3 separate regions of the Mus musculus genome follow, and regions 1 and 3 are each linked to region 2. The links are chromatin loops, found by intact Hi-C in ENCODE. Cell type or tissue: gastrocnemius. All regions are shown on one strand.

Region 1 (8,000 bases), 87 kb after region 2:
ATACATTTTATCATCTGAAACAATGAAACAGCCATGAAACCACCATATCTTTGTGACTTGGTTTTCTGCACAGGAGGCAAACAGCTTTAAACTCATCCTGTCTTCAAGTTTTTGGTTTAAAACCCAGGTCCAATATTAGTGAGCCTCTCTTTCCTTTGGGATTGTAAATCACTGAATTATGCTCAGTCAAGTCCAGTCTTGTGCTCTTGCTCACCCACCCCTTATACATTTATCAGCCTGCCTCCTGTGATTAAAAAGGAGATTTTACTTGGGTAATTTTAATTATTCTTAGTATTTCTCTTTCTCATGCCCTTAACTTACTTGCACGCACAGTTCTAACTCTCACTCCTTATCATCACACAGCTGCATTTAGGACACTAGCTTCAGCCTGGCAAATGGTTCCATGTCGTACTTTTATGTCTCCAAATTCTCAGTAGTCAATAATGTTCTCTTTCATCGAAACACCACCCACCAGCAGCTGAAGGTGGATAAAGCCAGTCTGTCATCTGTTCCTTGGCTTTGGAGCTGCTTTCTTGTCCTGTTACATCCTGTTCCTCTAAGGACTCAATGGCTTATTACTAGAAAATTCTCTGATCAGTGATATATACGATGGATGCATGTGCTTTTAGGGTATCAGGTAACCTGAGGTCAGATGGCTGGGACCATTCTCATCAATAAACATGAGGTTCATTCATGGATCTCACGCCTTTGTCCTGCAAAAGCAGGGGCATTCAGAATCTTTTTGAAACTGGTGCTGCACTGTCATGTGTTTTCAGGTGGATTCCAGGCTGCCAGGCTGCAGGCTACAATGTAGGCTTAGGTTGCTCAAGTGTTTATTTTAGAAATGGTAACATGGTTTTTGAACACCAAAACACATGCAGAAACAAAAGGGACACATTTCCAGGTTGGAATTTGCTGTGTCTTGGGGTTGAGTATCTCTGAGAAGGGTTTTGGGAGTCTGTGGTTAGCAGAGCTCTCTGGTCTACCTACAGTGTGGCTGCTTCAATGTAGATGGCATCTATCTGAAGAATCGCTGAAGGTAACTAGCATCAATTTCGTATGCCACCAAATCTCCTTGGCATCTAGCATTTGTGTATATGGATGAAGGAAACAGAATAGTTGCCTCTAGCACTCTACAGTCTGTCATGTGTTTCCCATCATACCAAGTGTACATGTTCTAATATAACAGGACTTCTTCCAGGACTCAGGTGTAGTGTGTTTGACGGTGGGTTCCACGTTTCTGTTTACATCCATCGTCTCCTTTGGTGCAGTGATTTCTAGTAGGGCTTCAGGTCTCCCTACATGGAGTTCAAAAATTTCGGTCACTTTGTCGTGCTGTCTTAACTACAATGAATAGCAATCCCTTCCCATTTGTTGGACAAATAACTATCAAATACTTGTCAGGCAAAGGGCAAGACCATGGGATAAGAAGAAATCAATGAGAATCACCCTTCAGCCACTGTTTCTGGGTGCTTGAGGGTGTCTTATGGGAAAGAGGATACAGCAAAGACCCTTGTGTCTCCCTGGTGGGTAAGTTGGTGCCCTGGCCTGGCCTCGCATAGAAGCACATGGGTGGCAGACACATTGGATATGCTCTTGAATTTGGACCTGCTGGAGTTGGAGGGCAGCCAGCCCCAGCATAGAGGAAGAGTCACATTAACACCAACAGCTTCTGTGACAAATTAGCACATGCTTGGTGGCTTGTGGCAACAGAAGTGCATGCTTCCACAAACACTTGAGACCAGCTGTTCAAAGGCAAGGGGTTGGCCCTGCCAGGATGCAGCTGGAAAATCTGCTCCAACCTCCATCGTTCTTCCCCTGGTTCTAGATGCATTATCCCAGCTTCCTTCACATTGCTTATTCTCTGTGGTGTCAAATCTCATCCTGACATACGGCGGCAGACATGGGAGAACTGCCCTTGGGCAACCTATGATAGCTGAACCCAGGATACCATCCTAATAGCATCTCATCTCCAACCATCTTATAAGTACAGTGGGGATAGGGTCAGTGGATACAATAGTCAGGGAAGATAGCGTGTTATTAGGAAAGCCTGCTAACAGGCTACTACACTAGCCAGGTGGGAAGTCACAGAGTCTTAACAAGGAGTGGTCACGGAGGTGGGTGGGTAGGCTCAGAAATTCCTATGGCTAGCTCGACTGCAGAGGGAGGCTCATGGGAGCTGTTGGGCGAGTGCTCAGGGTGATGCTATCCCCCAAATGAAGGTGTACATAGTGTAGATTGACAGCAAGTATTTCAAGAACCACATTTGAGGGAATAACATGGGTCTAGCTTTGGACTTGTATAGCGTGAAGTCCCCTGCATATGTAGGAGGTGTTGAGAAGGAGTGGTCTTGGCTGGGGAGGGGCTAAGGGAACTGTTTAACTGTGGTTACAGTGGGCTCCATGGAAATACAGTCTCCGCCATCAAGAGCAGATAAGAAGGGGTCAAGGCATTCCTCCAGAGCTCCAGGGTCACTCCCACAGGCGTAAGAGGAGCTAAGACACAGCAGGGAGAAAAACACAGAGGCTAGGGTGAGGCAGAAGGCCAGGGAAGAAGGGGGAAATCACAGGAGCAGCATGCACAGAGCCCTACCTGGTGTCCTAGGTCTCCACAGCACATGGATCACGTCAGGCTGTTCCCAACACACATGGGAGAACCATTCATTAGGGACTGGTCGAAGAGGTGACCTTGTTTTCCAAACGGCTAAGCTTTTCCCTTTGGTTCTCTGTGCAGGGTTTTCTCCTTGTACAGGCATACTGCTTCTTGAGAGCATAGCTAAAATCCCTAGTGCTTCCAAGGCAGACTGATAAGTGCATCCGCACGCTTGTTGTTAGCCGGCAAGGTTATCTTAGGGTGCAAGAAAACATTCTTTACTACTGCACTCCAAGATCCTTGGACTGTTCACTGCCTCTTCATTCTTTGGTTTTAAAACACTTCCTGATGTCCAGACTCCTCCCTCCCTCAACAATATGGGGATGGGGGTTGGGGGGGGGGGGTTCTGAAGGTTCTCTGTACCCAGGGGACTCCAGCTTCCCACCGGGCCCAGGGTGAGGGTGTTTGTGATATTGCAGTGCCACCTAGTGGCGTCTTCTCTGAATTACATCTCAGCATTAAAAAGAAGAGGGAATTTAAAAGGAATGATAACATTAGAATAAATAGACGCAGCAAAGGGGGAGGTGTCTTGGACACAACATTCATTTGTACATTTTATTTTCAGAAGTATTTATGAAGCATGGGAACACACTAAAAATTTGTATATTGTGAGACAGTGACCAAGGTAACTGGGAATGAATCTTTAGTCTCAAAGACATTCTAAAGGGTATTATCTTAACCAGATTTTAAGTAATAAGCACAAAACATCAATGAAATGAAGGTAGTGAATTGCTTTGGCTGTTATTTTCAGGTAAGAATGATGGTTTGAGGGAAATGGGGTTGGTGAGGTCTGGAATGGAAAATGAAGCAGACACCTTGAGATGGGAAGGTCTGAGTTCAGACTTCTACATCCCCAGGTCCTGTCTGTGTTGCCTCAAGCACATTGCTTCATCTTTCTGAGGCTAAGTCCTCCTCGGAGAATGAAGAAGCATGCAAAGGTGGCTTTCTACTTCCTATTTTTGTAAAGAGCCCATGAGAAGAAAGCAGAACACCGTATTGAGCTTAGAGCAGAGGAAGAGCCTAGAACATGTGGCTTGGTTATTATTTTTTTTTTTACTATTCTAATTTTTATCAGGTATTTTCTTATTTTACATTTCAAATGCTGTCCCAAAAGTTTCCTATACCCTCCCCCCGACTCTCCTACCCACCCACTCCCACTTCTTGGCCCTGGTGTTCCCCTGTACTGAAGCATATAAAATTTGCAAGACCAAGGGGCCTCTCTTCCCAATGATGGCCGACTAGGCCATCTTCTGCTACATATGCAGCTAGAGACATGAGATCTGGGAGTACTGGTTAGTTCATATTGTGGTTCCTCCTATAGGGTTGCAGATCCCTTCAGCTCCTTGGATACTTTCTCTAGCTCCTCCATTGGGGGCCCTGTGTTCCATCCAATAGCTGATGCCACTGCCATCAACACATTTTTGATGGGAGGATGGTAGGGTTTGAGTGACAGATGAAGAAAGACTATTGTCATTTCTGGCATACAAATGAGAATGGCACATGAATACATGGATCATAGGGGACTGGTGGGTTGGGGTCCGGGTGGGGGCACAATATGCCATCAGAGGTAAGGCATATGACCCAAGGGAAGGGCAGGCTGGAGGGAGCTAACAGATCTGTTGGGGAGAAAACTGAGGTCAAGGGAGTGAGGGAGACTGACACTTGGATAACCTGTGCAACAAATGATGTGACTGTCTTGGGGCTTGGCAGTGAATGGCTCTGAGCTAGAAGTACGGCAAATGTGCATACAGTTAGAGCCAGCCTAGGCTGCAGAGTGAGACTCTGTGTCCAAAAACTGCTGCTGCTGCTGCTGCTGCTGATGATGATGAAGTAAATGAGGAGGAGGGAGAGAAAAGCCAGAAATCTCACTGCAGACAACATAGGAGTCAGTGAGGCCCTACACTATGCCAGTAGAGTAGTGGGAGGCAGAGGGGTTTGGAGAGAGGCTGACCATCCAGGTAAGGATTCAAGGCAGCAAGGATGTGGGCTTGAGTAAGTCATGATCTTGAGGCAATTTTCTCATCTCTCAGTGTGGGGACAAAGTTGCACAACTTTCAGTGTTACTGGCTATGTTCCATGAGGTAGGGATGGAGGGTGGTTGATATATCGCCAAGATTAAGTTTGTTTAAGCCTTTTCTCCTTCCTGTGATAGTTTGATAGCTAATGCCATGGTCTCACAACCCAACGGGTACTGAAAACGTTTTCTTTGTTACTTCATTTGTGTTTTGTTTTGTTTTTACATTAACTAGATGTTTTGCCAAGAAAAACCACAAAAAGGTCATAGTAGAAAATTGGACACACACACACACACACACACTGTCCTAACTTACCAAGGCTCTTTGTTCTGGCCTTGGTTGACAGTCTCTCTCTCTCTCTCTTTTTTTAGATGGATTGTTTTATTTTTTTTAATTTTTTATTAGGTATTTTCCTCGTTTACATTTTCTTTTTTTTTTTCCATTTTTTATTAGGTATTTAACTCATTTACATTTCCAATGCTATACCAAAAGTCCCCCATATCCACCCACCCCCACTCCCCTGCCCACCCACTCCCCCTTTTTGGCCCTGGTATTCCCCTGTACTGGGGCATATAAAGTTTGCAAGTCCAATGGGCCTCTCTTTCCAGTGATGGCCGACTAGGCCATCTTTTGATATATATGCAGCTAGAGTCAAGAGCTCCGGGGTACTGGTTAGCTCATAATGTTGTTCCACCTATAGGGTTGCAGATCCCTTTAGCTCCTTGGCTACTTTCTCTAGCACCTCCATTGGGAGCCCTATGATCCATCCATTAGCTGACTGTGAGCATCCACTTCTGTGTTTGCTGGGCCCCGGCATAGTCTCACAAGAGACAGCTACATCTGCGTCCTTTCAATAAAATCTTGCTAGTGTATGCAATGGTGTCAGCGTTTGGATGCTGATTATGGGGTGGATCCCTGGCTATGGCAGTCTCTACATGGTCCATCCTTTCATCTCAGCTCCAAACTCCGTCTCTGTAACTCCTTCCATGGGTGTTTTGTTCCCAAATCTAAGGAGGGGCATAGTGTCCACACTTCAGTCTTCATTCTCCTTGAGTTTCATGTGTTTAGCAAATTATATCTTATATCTTGGGTATCCTAGGTTTGGGGCTAATATCCACTTATCAGTGAATACATATTGTGTGAGTTTCTTTGTGAATGTGTTACCTCACTCAGGATGATGCCCTCCAGGTCCATCCATTTGGCTAGGAATTTCATAAATTCATTCTTTTTAATAGCTGAGTAGTACTCCATTGTGTAGATGTACCACATTTTCTGTATCCATTCCTCTGTTGAGGGGCATCTAGGTTCTTTCCAGCTTCTGGCTATTATAAATAAGGCTGCTATGAACATAGTGGAGCATGTGTCCTTCTTACCTGTTGGGGCATCTTCTGGATATATGCCCAGGAGAGGTATTGCTGGATCCTCCGGTAGTACTATGTCCAGTTTTCTGAGGAACCGCCAGACTGATTTCCAGAGTGGTTGTACAAGCCTGCACTCCCACCAACAATGGAGGAGTGTTCCTCTTTCTCCACATCCTCGCCAGCATCTGCTGTCACCTGAATTTTTGATCTTAGCCATTCTGACTGGTGTGAGGTGGAATCTCAGGGTTGTTTTGATTTGCATTTCCCTGATGATTAAGGATGTTGAACATTTTTTCAAGTGCTTCTCTGCCATTCGGTATTCCTCAGGTGAGAATTCTTTGTTCAGTTCTGAGCCCCATTTTTTAATGGGGTTATTTGATTTTCTGAAGTCCACCTTCTTGAGTTCTTTATATATGTTGGATATTAGTCCCCTATCTGATTTAGGATAGGTAAAGATCCTTTCCAATCTGTTGGTGGTCTTTTTGTCTTATTGACGGTGTCTTTTGCCTTGCAGAAACTTTGGAGTTTCATTAGGTCCCATTTGTCGATTCTCGATCTTACAGCACAAGCCATTGCTGTTCTGTTCAGGAATTTTTCCCCTGTGCCCATATCTTCAAGGCTTTTCCCCACTTTCTCCTCTATAAGTTTCAGTGTCTCTGGTTTTATGTGAAGTTCCTTGATCCACTTAGATTTGACCTTAGTACAAGGAGATAAGTATGGATCGATTCGCATTCTTCTACACGATAACAACCAGTTGTGCCAGCACCAATTGTTGAAAATGCTGTCTTTCTTCCACTGGATGGTTTTAGCTCCCTTGTCGAAGATCAAGTGACCATAGGTGTGTGGGTTCATTTCTGGATCTTCAATTCTATTCCATTGGTCTACTTGTCTGTCTCTATACCAGTACCATGCAGTTTTTATCACAATTGCTCTGTAGTAAAGCTTTAGGTCTGGCATGGTGATTCCGCCAGAAGTTCTTTTATCCTTGAGAAGACTTTTTGCTATCCTAGGTTTTTTGTTATTCCAGACAAATTTGCAAATTGCTCCTTCCAATTCGTTGAAGAATTGAGTTGGAATTTTGATGGGGATTGCATTGAATCTGTAGATTGCTTTTGGCAAGATAGCCATTTTTACAATGTTGATCCTGCCAATCCATGAGCATGGGAGATCTTTCCATCTTCTGAGATCTTCTTTAATTTCTTTCTTCAGAGATTTGAAGTTTTTATCATACAGATCTTTCACCTCCTTAGTTAGAGTCACGCCAAGATATTTTATATTATTTGTGACTATTGAGAAGGGTGTTGTTTCCCTAATTTCTTTCTCAGCCTGTTTATTCTTTGTATAGAGAAAGGCCATTGACTTGTTTGAGTTTATTTTATATCCAGCTACTTCACCGAAGCTGTTTATCATGTTTAGGAGTTCTCTGGTAGAATTTTTAGGGTCACTTATATATACTATCATATCATCTGCAAAAAGTGATATTTTGACTTCCTCTTTTCCAATTTGTATCCCCTTGATCTCCTTTTGTTGTCGAATTGCTCTGGCTAATACTTCAAGTACTATGTTGAAAAGGTAGGGAGAAAGTGGGCAGCCTTGTCTAGTCCCTGATTTTAGTGGGATTGCTTCCAGCTTCTCTCCATTTACTTTGATGTTGGCTACTGGTTTGCTGTAGATTGCTTTTATCATGTTTAGGTATGGGCCTTGAATTCCTGATCTTTCCAAAACTTTTATCATGAATGGGTGTTGGATCTTGTCAAATGCTTTTTCTGCATCTAACGAGATGATCATGTGGTTTTTGTCTTTGAGTTTGTTTATATAATGGATTACATTGATGGATTTTCGTATATTAAACCATCCCTGCATCCCTGGAATAAAACCTACTTGGTCAGGATGGATGATTGCTTTAATGTGTTCTTGGATTCGGTTAGCGAGAATTTTATTGAGGATTTTTGCATCGATATTCATAAGAGAA
Region 2 (8,000 bases):
TTTTTTTTTGTTTGTTTTGTTTTGTTTCGTTTTTCGAGACAGGGTTTCTCTGTATAGCCCTGGCTGTCCTGGAATTCACTTTGTAGACCAGGCTGGCCTTGAACTCAGAAATCTGCCTGCCTCTGCCTCCCAAGTGCTGGGATTAAAGGCATTCACCACCACCGCCTGTTGATGAAGGGGTTTTTGATGGGCTCTTGGCTGGGGTGGGGAGCTGGTCACTCCCCCCCCCCCAGAAGCTTAAAACTCCAGCCGCAACCCCATTGTCTAAGGAGCAGGGGGAGCAGAGGCCGGCTTAGGAATGGATCCTGTTTCCTAGAGGAAAGCTCTGCAAGCATTCCAGCCTTAAGGTGATTGCAGAGAGCTTTGGGCTGATGGGTATGTATGTGCCTGGAGAGTGAGGTGCTTCAGTTCCAGGGGATGGAGGTGTCTGCCAGAGCACCTTCAGTGCATCCTGTGACCTTGCCTGTCTGTTCATGTGCATCCTTTACAATAAAGTGTTAAACACAAAGGTCCTCTTGAGTTCTGTGTACTGGCATCGTGGGGCCGAAGTGAGGAGAAAATGAAAAGCAGGGAAGGATGACTGGGCCAGCGCTTGGCAGGTAGAAAATACATCGTTTAAGTGTTGTGTGTATTATTCTAATGTGCATGTCAATACAGCATGGGATTTTAAAAGACTCCACAGAGATCAATTATAATTATTTTTTATAGCTTATTAGTTCACAGCTTGTTGGAGGTCAGTAGTCAGGGGAGTGAGTTTGTGTGCCTGACAGCCCAGGTGTCTGGCTAGCTAATGTCCCCAGTTGGAAGGAACAGTATGCCGACCTAGTGGTTCACAGTTATTTAGTAAATCCTCTTGTGGAGCCCGGCAGGCCCTGCTATAAACCATAGTTGCCCGGTGCTCAACAGACCCCACAAAGGAATGGGTGGATGGGGAGACAGGAATAGAATCAGGGATAGGGGACTTCCAAAAACAAAGGCAGACAGATCCACACAATCTGAAGTAAAGCAGAGGTTTATATCAGGTAAGGACCCCAAAGCACACTTCACAGTGGTCATTTGGAGGTCACCAGTGAAGTTCGCAGGATTGTTTTCAGGGAAGAAAGCCAAAGGCAAAGTGGCTCTGGCTGAGGGGAGAGAAGCAGGAGAGCCACAGGTATCACACGAACTACTCTTTCAAGAACCCGATGAAAAGAAAAGACAAGGAGAGGATGAAAATCCTTTGGTTTGGGGACCTAAAAAATCTAGATGGAGTTGTGTGCCAGCAAACCTTGTATGTTTCAACACTAAGATAGGTAAGCCAACACCAAAGGGGTTCCAAGACCGGGGTGGGGGAGTGTAAAGGGCAGAGGTGAAAGGGCAAAAGACCGCCTCCCCCCCCCCCCCCATGTAAGAGGTGTTTGGATAGACTCCTAGGCAGAAACTACACAGGGCCTGGGTGGGTGAGCTGGGTGAATGCTTAGCTAGGACAGGAAACCAAGAATTTGTTTTATATCTGCCAGATGGGAGATTCTCTGTACGGTCTCAGTGGCCTATGTGGTGGGCATGGAGATGGGTTAGGTGGACAGAGGGTTTGTCAAGCTTGCAGGCCCACATACCTTGGGTCCCTGTGGTCCAGGCAAGCCTTCAGGACCTGGAAATCCTTTCTGGCCAGGAAATCCAGGGGAACCAGGAACCCCTTTCTCCCCCTGTTAAAACCAAAAAGAATCCAGAATTAAGCGGCAGTTATCCAGCACCACTCACTACCACAGCACAGCCTTCTCCTTTCAATGATGCTCTTCCCTTGCATCAAGGGGTCACTAGTTAGCACTCAGCTCCAAGGGTAGCCACTGTCTACTAATATATGTCCATAGGTTTCAGAGTGATGCCCATATCCTTTAGAGACTTTTGCCAGACAGTAGACCTACTCAGGATAGATGTTAGAAGGACAGGGACCGAGAATTGAAAGAGCAGTTTTGATAGAAAGTTAAGATTAGTGGAATGTGTTTATTGAAGGATAGAGATGGTGAGGATGAGGAGTAAGCTGTATTTTGAGATTTTAGTAATGATGGAAGGAAAATAGAATACCATGGAGGCGTGGACTCAAAAGCGTTCTTGTTATAAGGGAATGAGTCCCTCAACCAGCTGTTTTCATAGGAGTTTCAGGAGAGGCACCAAGGGCAACATAGCAGAAAGTCTGAGCGGAATGACCGTAGATGATGCTGTGGGGAAGCGCCTGGTAGAAGTGAGTGAAATAGAGTTTCACCAACAAAAAACATCCTCTTGAACCAGAATACTGGAAACAATCCTCAACACTCAAGGCCATTAGTTAGTTTGATCAAGTTTGTTACAGTGGGCAAGTACAATAAATAAATAGATAGGTAAACAGATAAGAAGGATGGATAGATAGATAGACAGACAGATAATAAATAATAAACCAACAGAAAAGATCAGAAGTCTGCTACTTTACGCTTATATAAGTCAAGCACAGCCAATAAACAGAAAATAAAGAGATTTACTAGAGCTTTCTTACCATTTAGTTACTCTCATGTTTTAAATTGGATCATGCATACAACTGGGACTCAACATATGCCTGGATACAAGTTCAAGTACAAAGAGAGACATTCCAGAGTAAATATGAACATGCTACATTCATTCACAGCTTAGGTGGAGAGGGGCGGACCCTAGTGCAAGTGAGTTATACATATATTACCTATAGATAAAATAAGTATTGAAATTATCCTATAAGTATATATATATATATGTATATATATATATAAATGTCTTATTTAGATAGCTCAAAATGTGCTTTCTTTGAAGTAATTTTAAGAGTTACTTTTCATATTGTTGAACGATTAATTAATACCTCCGAGGAAGAAGAGGTTTGTAAACAAAAAAATACTTTAGCTCTGCCTCTGCCTTAATTGTCATAAATTGTGAGTTAATGGAGCGAACTGATGAGATTTCACAGCCTTCTTTTTCCTTGAATTCTGCAATGGAGCTTTGAATTTTTGTTTCAACAGGGCTGCTGCCAATTTCGCCACCAGGGGGCGGTCTTGTTCCAGTGCAGCGGCACAGCGTTGCGGGTTTCAATGTTTACATCGAAGCGAGAGAATCAAGTTGTTTTAATTTCTTCTCTCATGTTTAGCAACATTATAAATATAGAGTATGCTAGGGAGGCTTTCATAGAAATGTTCTTTTTCTGCCAACTTGCTACTTATTCAGCCAAGAGAGTTACAGTCTGGCTGCCAGTATTTACACAAGGTAGCCGGAGGAGCTTTCAACATTGTTTAAGGTTAATGTTTATATACAATTACTTTAAAGGTGGATTTAGGGGACTGGATGATGATCTCCACTACAGAAGGGCGAAGTGTGACCGACTCAGGCATCTGTGAAGAGGCGGCGAGAAGTTCTCTTCTTACCTTCTCCCCTTTGGTCCCCGCGCAGAGGCATTGTCCTTTGCCTTTGCAGACACAGCCCTGGGAAGAGCAGAAGAGGACAGTTGGTGGATAGCGAACTGTTTTCTGTGCTTTGAACCTTGGACACCAAAATCATGATCCGCATGACATTATGGCAATACTTCAACGAAAATGAATAGAGAAAAACATCACAGAAGAAATGTCAAATGACATAAAAGTGTCACTTTTTAAAAATCAGACTTAGGAAGTTAGGCAGTTTAGTTGTGGGAAAGGTGAAGTTGGTCAACCCTCTCCCTTTTCCATGATAACAAAAAGATGAACTATATGAAACTGCCATTGTTGTAGGTGAGAAGTGGCTTAACGTTGGCATATTTTTAGATTCAGCAGAATGTGTGTGTGTGTATGTGTGTGTGTGTGTGAGATAGATAGAGAGAGAGATAGATAGATAGATAGAGAGAGAGAGAGAGAGAGAGAGAGAGAGAGGCAGGCAGGCAGATAGATTTGGATTCAATACCTGGCTTTCCTGTGTGCACCATATCTCATATGTGACAGTTGAATGCATACCATTTTCTACATGTGGTTCTAAGCTTTGCTTCCCTGAAATAGCATTCAAGATTTGTATAAGAATATTAATGTCCAGATGCCGGGCAATGGTGGTGCACACCTTTAATCCCAGCACTTGGGAGGCAGAGGCAGGAAGATCTCTGAGTTCAAGGCCAGCCTGGTCTACAGAGTGAGTTCCAAGAGAACCAAGGCTACACAGAGAAAGCAAAAGCAAAAGATGTTGATGTCCACTGTATGTCTTTATGATGGTATCAGAATGATGTTTCTTTTATAGAAAATGAGGCACATCACTGAGTTAGGGAACTTCTATCTAGTTACTTTGACACATACAAATCAACTCTAAAAAATATTAGCCATCTACAGAAAAGCAAGGAGAAAAATAATTGTAAGTAGTAGATTTAATATGTACTTTAATACACCTGATATATTCTAAGGTCATACATGAATCTTTATCAATATTAACTACCAATTAGTTTGCTCCTATAGAAAAATATAATTGGTAATTGACAATATCAACTGGTAATTGATGAGCTATTGAGGAGAATGGTAGGGAAATTTGAAAGAAAACAGGGAATTCTACTTGTGCAACTTAAAGGAAAAAAGGTCTCAAAATCTAATGAACTGAATGTATTTGCTTAGGTTAGGACAGGAGGCTTTTCTGCCATTCACAGAAGAGGGTGAGAAATGATTTCCACACTTCCTGCCCTTACCCCATTCATGCATTGTGATCTCTTGGATGAAAAGTACCTGGCTGAGACACCCACAGTCTCCAGGTCACAGGCGTCTGTAGTGATAAGAACCGATTCTAATTATTTCAACCTTGCCTTCCTAGTGTTTTAACTGTCTATATTCCTATCAGTCAAGTATTCAACTGCACTCTTCTTAGGAATGGGTTGCCTGAACGCCCTTGTCATCTGGCAAGCTGTCAGGACGGCAGATTCCCATCTCTGCCCCATGACCAGCTGAATCAGAAACCTTGGGACTAGGTCTCAGGAGTCTCTTTCATCAAGACCTCTTCGTTGCTAGTGATTTCTTTCTCACGGCTGAGAACCCTGTCTCTGAATGAACTTGACATCATAGGCTTGGAGTTTCCAAGCCACTGTCCTCAAGTAGAGTATGCCAGGGGGCCCTGGCCCCTGTCCTCAAGCGATAGCAAGAAGTTCTGCCTCTCTCAAGCCACAGATGCCTCAATCCTCATCTCATTTAGGGAAAGGGGAGGGGACATGTTGGCCCTCCTCTAAACCTGAGACTATTAAATGGGGCCACAAGGCAGGCTTAATTCAATCTTATTTTGTCTATCTATCTATCTATCTATCTATCTATCTATCTATCTATCTATCTATCTATCTATCTATCTATCTATCTATCATCTATCTATTATCTGTCTGTCTGTATATCTACCTATTATCTATCTATCTATCTATCTATCTATCTATCTATCTATCTATCTATCTATCTATCTATCTATCTACCTATCTACCTATCTACCTATCCATCATCATCATCTATTTGTTTTGAGTAAGAGTTGTTCAGCCTTCACTCTGGAAACCTTTCGACTCCAGCTTGAGCATGAGTGTCCATGCTGAACTCCCTTGGTCTAGGCTACAACTCCTCTTGTATCCACTCTCATAAAGCTTCTATAGTTTCCTGTCGTGTTTAATGTATCTTTTTCTGATGGCTCAGTGTTCCAGGAGAGAAGGAACTTCCCAGTGTCATTCATGTCAATGTCCTAATCGTGCCACATATTCTGAACAAATGCTGGGCTCATTGGATGGAAGTTTATGGTTTCTGCTGTGACCGAGGTGCTTGCTCTAGGTCTCTGTGGTTCATGGACAATTATGATTACGGTGAAGACAAAGCCGTTGGCAACTCTAACGTGTTAAGACCGACACAAACTGAATTATTTGTTACTTGCTTGGACTGAGAGATTTTTATCAAAGCAGTAAGACCTCTTGAGAGTTGAAAGGCAGTCCAGTAAGCAGTCTTACATTGTCCCATTTAAGTTTAACTGCTGTTGATGCAATCTCCACATACCCTTCATTTTCCTTTGGCTCTGTTGATCTCCCCCTCTTTCTGTCTTTACCTCTACACACAACAGACAGACAGACAGACAGACAGACAGACAGACATCACTCAAAACCAAATGAGCATATATTTATTTTTATCTAATTCCAGCATTAAAAGTAGGAAACCGAAATGAATCCTTGCTTATTAGGAGATTGTTGCTTTATTTAAGGTTCTTTTCTTTTTTTAAAAAAGTCTTATTAATTTATTTTATGGGTAGGGTACTCCATCTGCACGTACACTTGCAGGCCAGAAGAGGGTGTCAGATCCCATTACAGATGGTTGTGAGCCACCATGTGGTTACTGGAAATTGAACTCAGGACCTCTGGAAGAGCAACAGCCAGTGGTCTTAACCACTGAGCCATCTCTCCAGCCTCTCTTTAAGGTTCTTAATGATGGCAGAAGTTAAAAGCTGTCTAATATCTAGGAGATCTTTGATTTTATAGTAGAGCTATCATCACTTAAAAAAAGACATTTCTATGTGTGTATATATGGACACGTATATGTATATATGTGTATGTAAATGTATGCTACATGTGTGCAGGTACCTTCAGAGGCCAGAAATATACTCCCTAAAGTTAGAGTTACAGGTGGCTATGAAGTCCAAACATGAGTGCCAGGAGCTGAACTTGGGTCTCCTGGGAGAACAAAATGTGCTCTGGACTGCTGAGACATCTCTTCAGGCTTATGATTTAATCTCAATTGATATGTTTTTTTTTTTTTTACTTTAAAAAAGCTGTTTCAGACACATCTTTTGGAAGAAAAACTTTCTTTCAACTACAAAATTATTACAAAAATAATATTATATAAACATTATTAATGGTAACTATTATTGTGTTGCTATGTTGTAGATGGTACTGGAGTCTTGAGTTCTAGGACTGAGCCACTCTTCTAGCCTTCAATTTTATTTTCATTCTTTTTTTCTATACTGTTTTCATAGAAATATATATTTTATCCACTTATTTAACCAAATTGTTCCGCACCATCTACTTCATTACATCCCTGCATGCTACAGGCAGAAATTAGAGTAGGAATAATGGACTCTTGGTAATCCTAACACTCATAGATGGACACAGAGTCTCAATTGACTTGCTGACTAGAAGGTGTGGAGAGAATTTCTAGGAGCCAACGCAATGGACAGGCCTTTTACGTGAGCCCACCGCAGCCTCGCTTCATGTGTCTGCCCTATTCTTGTCTGCTTGTGGCTGTGCCTCCACAGCTGGGCCAACAGCTGTCTCTCTGTGCCTGGGTTATCAGAACTACTCCAGAATCAGCCACACAGTTAGGGTGTGTCCTGCCTGTGTCTGTACGCTCATGCTGGCTGGGACTTCAGAGTACGTGATCGTCTGCAGACTACTGGATTCTCCACCTGACTGGATGAACTCAACATTACAGTAAGGGCAGCTCTGTGGCAGCTTTTCAGGAGCCTGTGATGATGGAGAGGGCCTGGCATGGGGCCCCCCAGAGGTGATCTTGCATGCAAGCTACAGTCTTTTCACTTTTGGCATTTTTCTTTAAATACAATTTAAAATTTGCAAGTATGTTTCAATCAATGGATCACTAGATTATTGGACTAAAGGGTGCCGAGGCCATAGTTTCTTTGAGTATTTTGAACCTATTGTCGAAACACCATGACCACATTAATGATACAACCTATTAATTATTATTCAGAAGTTAAGTCCTTAAAAAGCCCTATGGCCAGAGGCCATCATTAAACCAACACAAGCGATGGTTATTTCTCAAACAACGTTTTTATGATTTTTCCTTTTCGACAGCAAAGTACTCCTCAGTGGCCTCATATTGAGCCTCCAGGAGGTTAAGAATAGGAAGGTCTCAGTAATACTCTCTCTCCCTTGGAATCAGAAAGCTGCCAGAATTATGTTGTAGCATGTTGAATATTAAATCGTTCACCTGGAAGAATCATTCTTTTGAGGGCCTCAGAAAGCAAGAGAAGCATTCCCAGTGGAGAATCCAGAT
Region 3 (8,000 bases), 69 kb after region 2:
AAGCACAAAACCTGGGCATTTAACAGAAGTAACAGATTTAGTGGCACCAGTGGGAGGAAAAGACATAAACTTCTATAAGCATTTCGTGAATAGAAAAGTCCAAGTTTCAGTCTCTTGTTTATCTGGTCCCAAACCTTGGCCACTAGTCCACATTGATGAGAACACAGCAGGGCGTATTTCAACACAAGAGCCTATTGCAGAGAAAACAAATTTCCCATGGTGGGACTCATGGAAATCTAGAAGACCTTGGATCTTGTTCCCAAGTAAGATTGGAACATTTGGAAAACATCGAGCAGAGATGTGTGAGACATCCCAGGGGTAATTGGAAACCAAGAATTCTCATTTCAAAACAAATGAAGTGTGGTTAGTAATCACAAACAGTTAGAAGGTAACAAGGTGGCATTTTCTGGTCACATGTCCTAGAAAGGACTTCAGTTTGTATGCTGGGGAAAAGAGCCTGGAGACCTAAGAGAGGTCTCCAGTGAGCAGATGCTTGGAAAAGCATTGACGTGCTGAGATGGATCCCCTCTCCTGCAGGGCAGGTGAGTTTTCTGTGAGAGTGAACCAGCTTTAGAACCACAGGAAGAAGAGGGCTCCCAGCCACACTTGGTCTGCACAGATTCATTGATCGCTCATAGAAATCACAGGAAGGAATGGGGCAGCTTCCGTTCTGTCAGCAGATTGGCTCACTGCTTCTCTCTCTCTCTCTCTCTCTCTCTCTCTCTCTCTCTCTCTCTCTGACAATTGCTTTTGGGGGCTACTTAGCATATTTTTTCCCTCTGAACTCAAGGTTACTCTTCCCCTGGGCATCTCTTGACACATCTTCTCCCATGTCTTTTCTTCTCATTGTATTTATCTCTGCTCTTCATAGAATCTCTCTTTGTTCTGTTCCAAGCTCAGAGTCTGAGCTCTCTGTCATAGAGACATGCTTTTAGTTGGGTTGCCTTGAATCCAGGACTCATTGTGATTCTTTCTATGGAGCTGAGGTGGTGGGATCAGATAATAGAAAACTTGGCCATGCCCTCACAATGCTAGGGTGAAGATGGAACCTTGATGCTACCATGAAGAATGTTCCTTTTATCAGTCAACTGTGGCAAAGCTCTTCCTTCAGAAGTCACATAACTTTGCCAGAATTTGCCTGTGTAGAAGGTCATCTAATGTTGTTGTTTGCATATATTGTAGTGTCCTAGTACTTCAGCTATTCAAGTTATGTTTTAGCAATGATACACTCAAACAGAAACATACTGTCTATCTAATTCCACATAATGTCAGCCATTGATGAAAGATGTTAAGTTAGAGGGTGGTTGTTGTGAGAGATAGTGTAAATTTTTATGTACTTGGAATCTGGACCAAAGCACACATTTTAATTGCTTAACACTGGCCATTGCAAAAGAGAAATTCCTCATAGATTGCACATAACATAGATGGTCATGTCATGCACAGAGTATGTGTACATTGCTGTTGACAGTGTCAGGAAGACAGTGATGTCAAGGTCCTGCTACTAGCAGAATCACCACCACGAAGGCAGAACATCTTTGTGTGCCTGTCCTGTGGACTGCAGAGACGCACACATACTTGTATGCCCACCCATGATCTGTTTCTGATAAACACACCTTTTTCTCCCTTTGGCAACTCACTTAGAACAGGACTTCACAGTGAGGCCTATATGTCCTGGGGAATCAAAAACTGCTTTAGACTTATATAACTCATTTTAGAGAAAATAAAAAAGAATCAATGTCCAGATTCTCAGCTGTGACATGCATGGAGTTCTGTCTTTGATCATGATTCTCATCTCTCCTTTAAATAAATTTCCTTCTTATACTTTTCTTTCTTTTTTAAATACTTTTTATTAGGTATTTTCCTCATTTACATTTCCAATGCTATCCCAAAAGTCCCCCATACCCTCCCTCCCACTCCCCTACCCACCCACTCCCACTTTTTGGCCCTGGTGTTCCCCTGTTCTGGGGCACCTTCTTATACTTTTCGAAAGAAGCACAAATTCTCTGTGTTAGTTAGTTTTAACCTTCAACTTGAAACAACCTAAGATAACCAAATATTAGGGTTCCACCGGAGGAATTGTCCGCTCTCGTCCTGTGTCCGTGTATGGGGAAGGTTACCTTGGTTATTAATTGATGTGGGAAGACCCAGCCCACTGTGGGCTACACCATTCCCTACACAGAGAATCTTGAACTATATAAGACAAGGAGAAGCTTCAAGAGAGCAAGCAGGAAGCATGGATGTACTCATTCCCTTTGCTCCTGACTGCAGATGTGGGGTGACCAGTTGTCCTGTCTCTGTGACTTCTCTGTAGTGATGAATCATAATCTGGAATTGCAAGCTTAGTAAACCCTAAAGTTATTTTGTCAAGATATTTTGTCACAACAACAAAAATGAAACTAGGTCATTCCCATCCCCAGATCATCCCAGAGATCCCTCGGGGTCACCAGTCAGTCAAGGCTACTTGGTGAACTCCAGGCGAACCCTAGACCCTTTCTCAAGGAGCAAGGTACATGGCATCTGAGGGACAACATGAGTTTGACCTGTGACATTCACATGCGCACACATGTGTAGCTGCACACACAAACAGTAGAGTATATATGAGATAAATACTATGTAAATACTATTTCGTAATTATCACTGAGCAGCATAAATTTCATTAATGAGTATTTCTACAACATTTTTAGCTGTCAGTGATGGTGTGGTAACACAGGGTATTTCTAAAATGGTGCTGTAAGAGTTTTATTTTGAAGTCTCCAAAAATCATCCATCCAAGTGTATTGAGAAACTCCAGATGTTTGTTAGGACAGTAGTCAAACTCCAGATGTTAGGACAGTAGTCAGGCATCCTTCTTCCACAGTTTAGGAGCATTCCTCTGTGAAAACTTCTTCACAGAATGCCTACATAAGTATGGAGGTAAATTGCATCAATTAGTTTTAACTGGAATACACATATCTCCACATTTCCATAATTTTGGACAGTTTTCCATTTGTTTACAATATTGAGTAGTTTAAGTGATTCAAAGAAATTTGCATTTTCTTTCCAAAATAGTAGTTCATTTTATTGAGACTTGTTTCTAGAATGTAACTTTAAATGACAAAGCTATTTAAAGTGATCAGTTTGGGAATAGAAAAAAAAATCAGTGTGTTCTCCTTAATTGTATTTATTTATACTTGGTTTTGAAAGAATCACAGAAGGTGGTCCCATCACTCACCAGAAAAGCTGGTCTATAGTTAAGACACTGTTGAATTCATCTGCCTAGCTTTTATGCAGACATTTAAAAATAGCTTGTAATAATGGACACAACTGGTTTTCTTCTCCCTACCAGTTCCCATAAGGACAGGGGCTCAGAAGAAACAAACTCTTAAAATTGAGACATCTCCAGTCATTGTGCCAAAGAGACTTTAGATCAAAGTAAATAGCTCTTCAGGTCAATTTTAAAAAATAAATTTTCTCTTGTTTACAAATAAAATTCAAAAAGCAAAGTTCACCATTTTAACTCTTTTAAAGTTTGTAATTGAGAAGTCCCAGATGCAGTCATGACGTACACCGCGTCCACTCTCTAATTCCAGAACATTGTTGTCATCTCCAAAATAATCATGTGCTCCTCAATTTTCCATTTGCTCCTAACCCTGACAATTGCGGACCTATATTCTTTCTCTGTGGATTCTCCCATTGTCTATGTGCTTCAGACACTCACAATGAGTTCAAGGTTCATCTGTGTAGCAGTACATATCATATCCACGTTATTATAGCTAAATAATATTCCATTGCAGGATATAACATTTTTCTTTTCCATTAATCAATTAATGGGTCTTTAAGCTTTGATTACTTTAATTATTGATGCATAAGTATACTGTGAAATGTGATTTCTCTTAAATCTTTTCATTTTTCAAAAATATATTTATTGCATATAGAGGATTTGAGAATATTTCAATTTCTATTTTATTTCTTTTTTATCTTTTCTAGTTCACTTACATGGGCTGAAGAGTTGCCTCAGTGGTTGAGACCACTAGCTATTCTTTCAGAGGACCTTGGTTCAATACCCAGAACCTATAAAATGGCAGACAGCTCTTTTGAACTCCAGTCTTAGGGTATCTGACTCCCTCTTCTGGCCTCCCCGGGCACTGCATTCATATGCACAGATATATGCAGGCAAAACATCCATACTTGTAAAATAAAAATAAAGGAAAAACTTTTTCCTAAAATAGCCTACAAAGTCACAGATTTCTTTATGGCATTTTACACATGCCCCATCCTTACCCCTGACCACACCTTTTTCTTCCTTTCTATGTCCCTGTCCCTTCCCACCACACCCTCTTGCCCTTAGTAGGATTTTCCCCCCATTTCTAAAGATGTTTATTCAGCATAACAAATACCAAGAAAAGATTGCTATGTTAACAGCCATTGGGATTGTTTAGAAAATGTTTTCATCATGGATAGAATAACGGAAGCCATTATTCTCAATTGTGTGGCATACTGCTGTCATAAAAGTCATAAGTATGACTTTTATATTTCACACACGCAGATTCTAACAGGACACTGACTCCCGGCTGTCCATGAGAGTCTTCTGGAAGAGAGGAGAAGGCTGGAGGAGTATTTTGGGCACAGAGGTCACCCCTCGAGGGCACCAGTGCTCCAGGTCTTCATGAGGTGCTTTTTCAGATGGACCAAGTCCTTTGTCACAGCCCCCTGGTGAGTATCCTTGGTGCGTTTATGTCTTTGTGGAAGACATGTATTTATGTGCTGCCATTTAGGACCCATCCTGACTGTTAAATACCAACATCTTTCCCATAACGCATTCACATCTTGACCAAATGTGAAGCTGTTCTATACAAATAACAGTGCCCCTCCCCTCTCCCCATCCCATTCCTGCTATCTTAATTACTAGATTTGAACAGCAAAAGCATTAAATGCCCAGATTTTCAGGGTTCCTGAAACTAGTAAAATGAAATCTAAGCGCTTCCACAAATGCAAAGGACAGATCAATGACCTCAAAGAAGTCTACATTCTAATCTTTGTTTATATGTTATTTACACGAGAAAAAGAATTTACAGTTGGAAATGGAATCTAGAATGTCAATCAGGTGATCTTGAGATGGTGGGGGGAATCTTGACAAGTTTGGTGGACCCAATATCATCACATGTATTCTTAAACATGAAATGGGGGCGGGGAAGGAAGCCAGCATCAGTGAAGGAGATGTCACTAAAGAAGCAGAGGCCAGCGAGCACTAGTTTTGAAGGTAGAAGAGACTGTGAGCCAAGGGACATGGGCAGTTCTAGAATCTGGGGAAGGCAAGAATCAGACTCTCTGTGTTCAGGAACATAGCCCTCAAGTACCTGGTGTAAACCAATAAGATCCTCCAGCTTCTGGTCTCTTTCAGGATCGCAGTGCTTTGTCACTGTCTATGTTATTTCTCCAAGAGAAAGGACTACATGTAGAGAAAGAAGGCTCACTTAGCACACGATTCCAAAGGAGGAAAAGGCTGTACATAAAACCAAGTCCAAGGCCTGGCTCCCACTCTCCTACCTCTGAGGGTGGGGGTGGGGGGTGGGGACTATGACCAGGAGCACCAGCTCACCATATATGCTCAAGAACCAGATGTGATGGCATATATGGTGACCTTTGATGGAGAGATGCAGCATCAAAAGTTAGCTTGGTGTCTCTTGATTGCATCCCTGCTCTGTTAAAATTTGCTTATAGCAAAGCCCTGGGTAGATTCAGGCTGTGGGTCACTTTCTTATTCCCTAATGATTCCATACTATCCCCACACACCCTGATCCATTCCTCTCATTCAGGCAGCTTTCCAGATACCACTCCTTCTTGCATTGGTTCCATTAAGTGACACCCTGGATGTTGCTCGTCTCAGGTGTGTCCCTGGCCACAGCTGCCTTCTGCATCCTTTCCTCTTGCTTTCATGGAGAGTCATTTCTTCTCTCTTCACTCATCTATCCATTCAAGCCTCAAACTCACTCTTGGTGCCCCTACATTTTCCTACACCATGGCCTTCAGTATGTCCATACAGAAGGCCTTCAGTATACCTTCCTTGACTGATGGAGGAGAGGTGATGTTGGCAGCTAGAGAGAAAATGACATTGATTGTGTCCGGTGGTAGCAGTCAGAATCGAGAGTTAGCCTTCCGGAATTGGTACTGTAACTCTGTCTAGATTCTTTCCCCTTAAAGCAAACACTTAGTATATATTTTTGTTTTTCCATAGGTCACTAATATTTATCCTCTTTACTATACAATATGAATATGGGGTAAGTATGTTAATTTATTCTGTACATAGAAAATTCATGTTGTTGTATATATAATTTATTGCAGTGTGTGTGTGTGTTTTAAAAAAGAATGTTTAAACTAGGGCTCGGCCTTCATGTCCCAAATAAAACACAACCTGAGCACTTAGATATCCTTGCAATCAAAGCTGCTTATAGCGTTGCCCGGGTGTTGGAGAGGTCTTTATCTTATAACAACCACAGCCCTTCCTTAAATTCTTTTTATTTGGAACAGAAAAGAAGTAGTTGAGACATTTCAAGATTAAACCAAGAAATGTAAGATTCAGTCTGGACGCTTTTTAGCTCTAGAGAAATCTCAGCCTGTAACAAGCCTTCTTTCTTCTGCTCCCTCAAGGAAGAATCTAAATTATGAACCCACCCTCAAAAGTTTTAAGGTGCCCTGTAAGGGCTGCCTGCCATTCCGGGCTGAAGACTTCTTGAGTGACAGTGACCCAACTCAAGTCTCTTGATTATCAGAGACCTTTGGAAAGTAATTGAAAATGATGTCTACTCTCCTTTACTACCTGGGTCAAGCGATGAGAAGCCCTGGCTTCTTGGCTCTCCCAAGTCCCTTATTCTTTAATTCAGCTAAGAGTCAGTGCCTGTGTCATGTTAAGCAGGGAGAATAAGACTTGTCCATTTACCTCACATTCATTAGAGAACGCCCCCCCCCCCATGATGCTGGCTTGAGAGCATTTTTCTAGTTAAGCTTATCTGATTTTTTCCAAGCTTGTTTTTGTATTATATTCATCTACTTTTCTATTATAAAAGTCTGTATCATCCTAGAATTCACTCCCCTTGCTCTTTATATCCATGTGAGCAGTCATGATTCCTTTTTTTATACTTTTTATTAGGTATTTTCCTCATTTACATTTCCAATGCTATCCCAAAAGTCCCCCATACCCTCCCACCCACTCCCCTACCCATCCACTCCCCTACCCACCCACTCCCACATTTTGGTCCTGGCATTCCCCTGTACTGGGGCATATAAAGTTTGCAAGTCCAATGGGCCTCTCTTTTCAGTGATGGCCGACTAGGCCATCTTTTGATACATATGCAGCTAGACAGTCATGATTCCTAAAACAAAGACAATTCAACCCTGGATGCTCCCATCAGCTTGTGCTGCAGAGAGATTAGAGAGTCTTCACACAGGGGGTAGCCATATGATGACAAGGGTTTAGGACAGAGGTGTGAATTGACATATTACCCATAGAAGGCAATTTGCATTATCTACCAAGATTGTGAAAGTACAATCCTTTTGGAATGCATTTTTAAAAAAACATTGGTCACATATTTTTATTCTGGCATGGGCAAAGATGAATACACGGGAAGATTAATTGCAGGGTGATGTTCAGCAGCTAAGGAAGGGAATCACCTAAGTATTCATCAGTAGGGAGTGGATGCTCCGCTCCGATACTGTATGAGATGGACGGCTTTGAGGAGCTTGTCAGAATGAACGTGGACACAGCAATTAGGTGGAAATGGCCAGGTAGTCGGCAGCATGCCACTTGAGTGTCAATGAAACAACCCCAAATCACCAACAGTGTGTGTGCATGTGGGTGAATGTACTTATTAATACTTAGATACCAATCTAAAGAGTTGGATATTGCCAGGGTAAGGAACTTGAGGCCAGGACAAAAAGAGAAAGTGACTGCTATTATTCTTTTATACAAATTGATGTCTTGGTTTTGTATCTGTATTATTTGGTGTTGTATCTGGAGACAGATA

What was found. Hi-C counts contacts between places; a loop is a spot of excess contacts. Peaks named below come from ENCODE experiments on the same cell type or tissue, not always from the same donor. Only the 100,000 strongest peaks of a DNase experiment are listed, where the experiment ranks them.
Region 1: a loop joins it to region 2, with 6 times the contacts of the local background. A loop is called at or near these places in 24 of 42 quality-filtered maps.
Region 3: a loop joins it to region 2, with 8 times the contacts of the local background. A loop is called at or near these places in 23 of 42 quality-filtered maps.

The regions. Positions count from the first base shown.
Region 1 is chr1:82,549,613-82,557,612 of GRCm38, reverse strand. The region is part of intron 4 of Col4a4 (collagen, type IV, alpha 4); the gene reads left to right. Among named protein-coding and RNA genes, the nearest start is that of Col4a4, 33 kb to the left of the region's middle. In gastrocnemius, a CTCF peak has its summit at 3,076 (motif pointing left); DNase peaks (open chromatin) are centred at 1,641 and 3,049.
Region 2 is chr1:82,636,894-82,644,893 of GRCm38, reverse strand. Col4a3 (collagen, type IV, alpha 3) reads right to left here. Exons shown (of 52, transcript NM_007734.2): 2 at 3,399-3,455; 3 at 1,596-1,685. Among named protein-coding and RNA genes, the nearest start is that of Col4a3, 54 kb to the right of the region's middle. In gastrocnemius, no CTCF peak of the experiment used is centred here; DNase peaks (open chromatin) are centred at 3,027 and 3,428; H3K4me3 peaks cover 497 bases.
Region 3 is chr1:82,568,061-82,576,060 of GRCm38, reverse strand. It overlaps Col4a4 (collagen, type IV, alpha 4), which reads left to right. Exons shown (of 48, transcript NM_007735.2): 2 at 4,526-4,692; 3 at 6,215-6,257. The coding sequence starts at 4,646. Among named protein-coding and RNA genes, the nearest start is that of Col4a4, 15 kb to the left of the region's middle. In gastrocnemius, a CTCF peak has its summit at 4,102 (motif pointing left); a DNase peak (open chromatin) is centred at 4,105.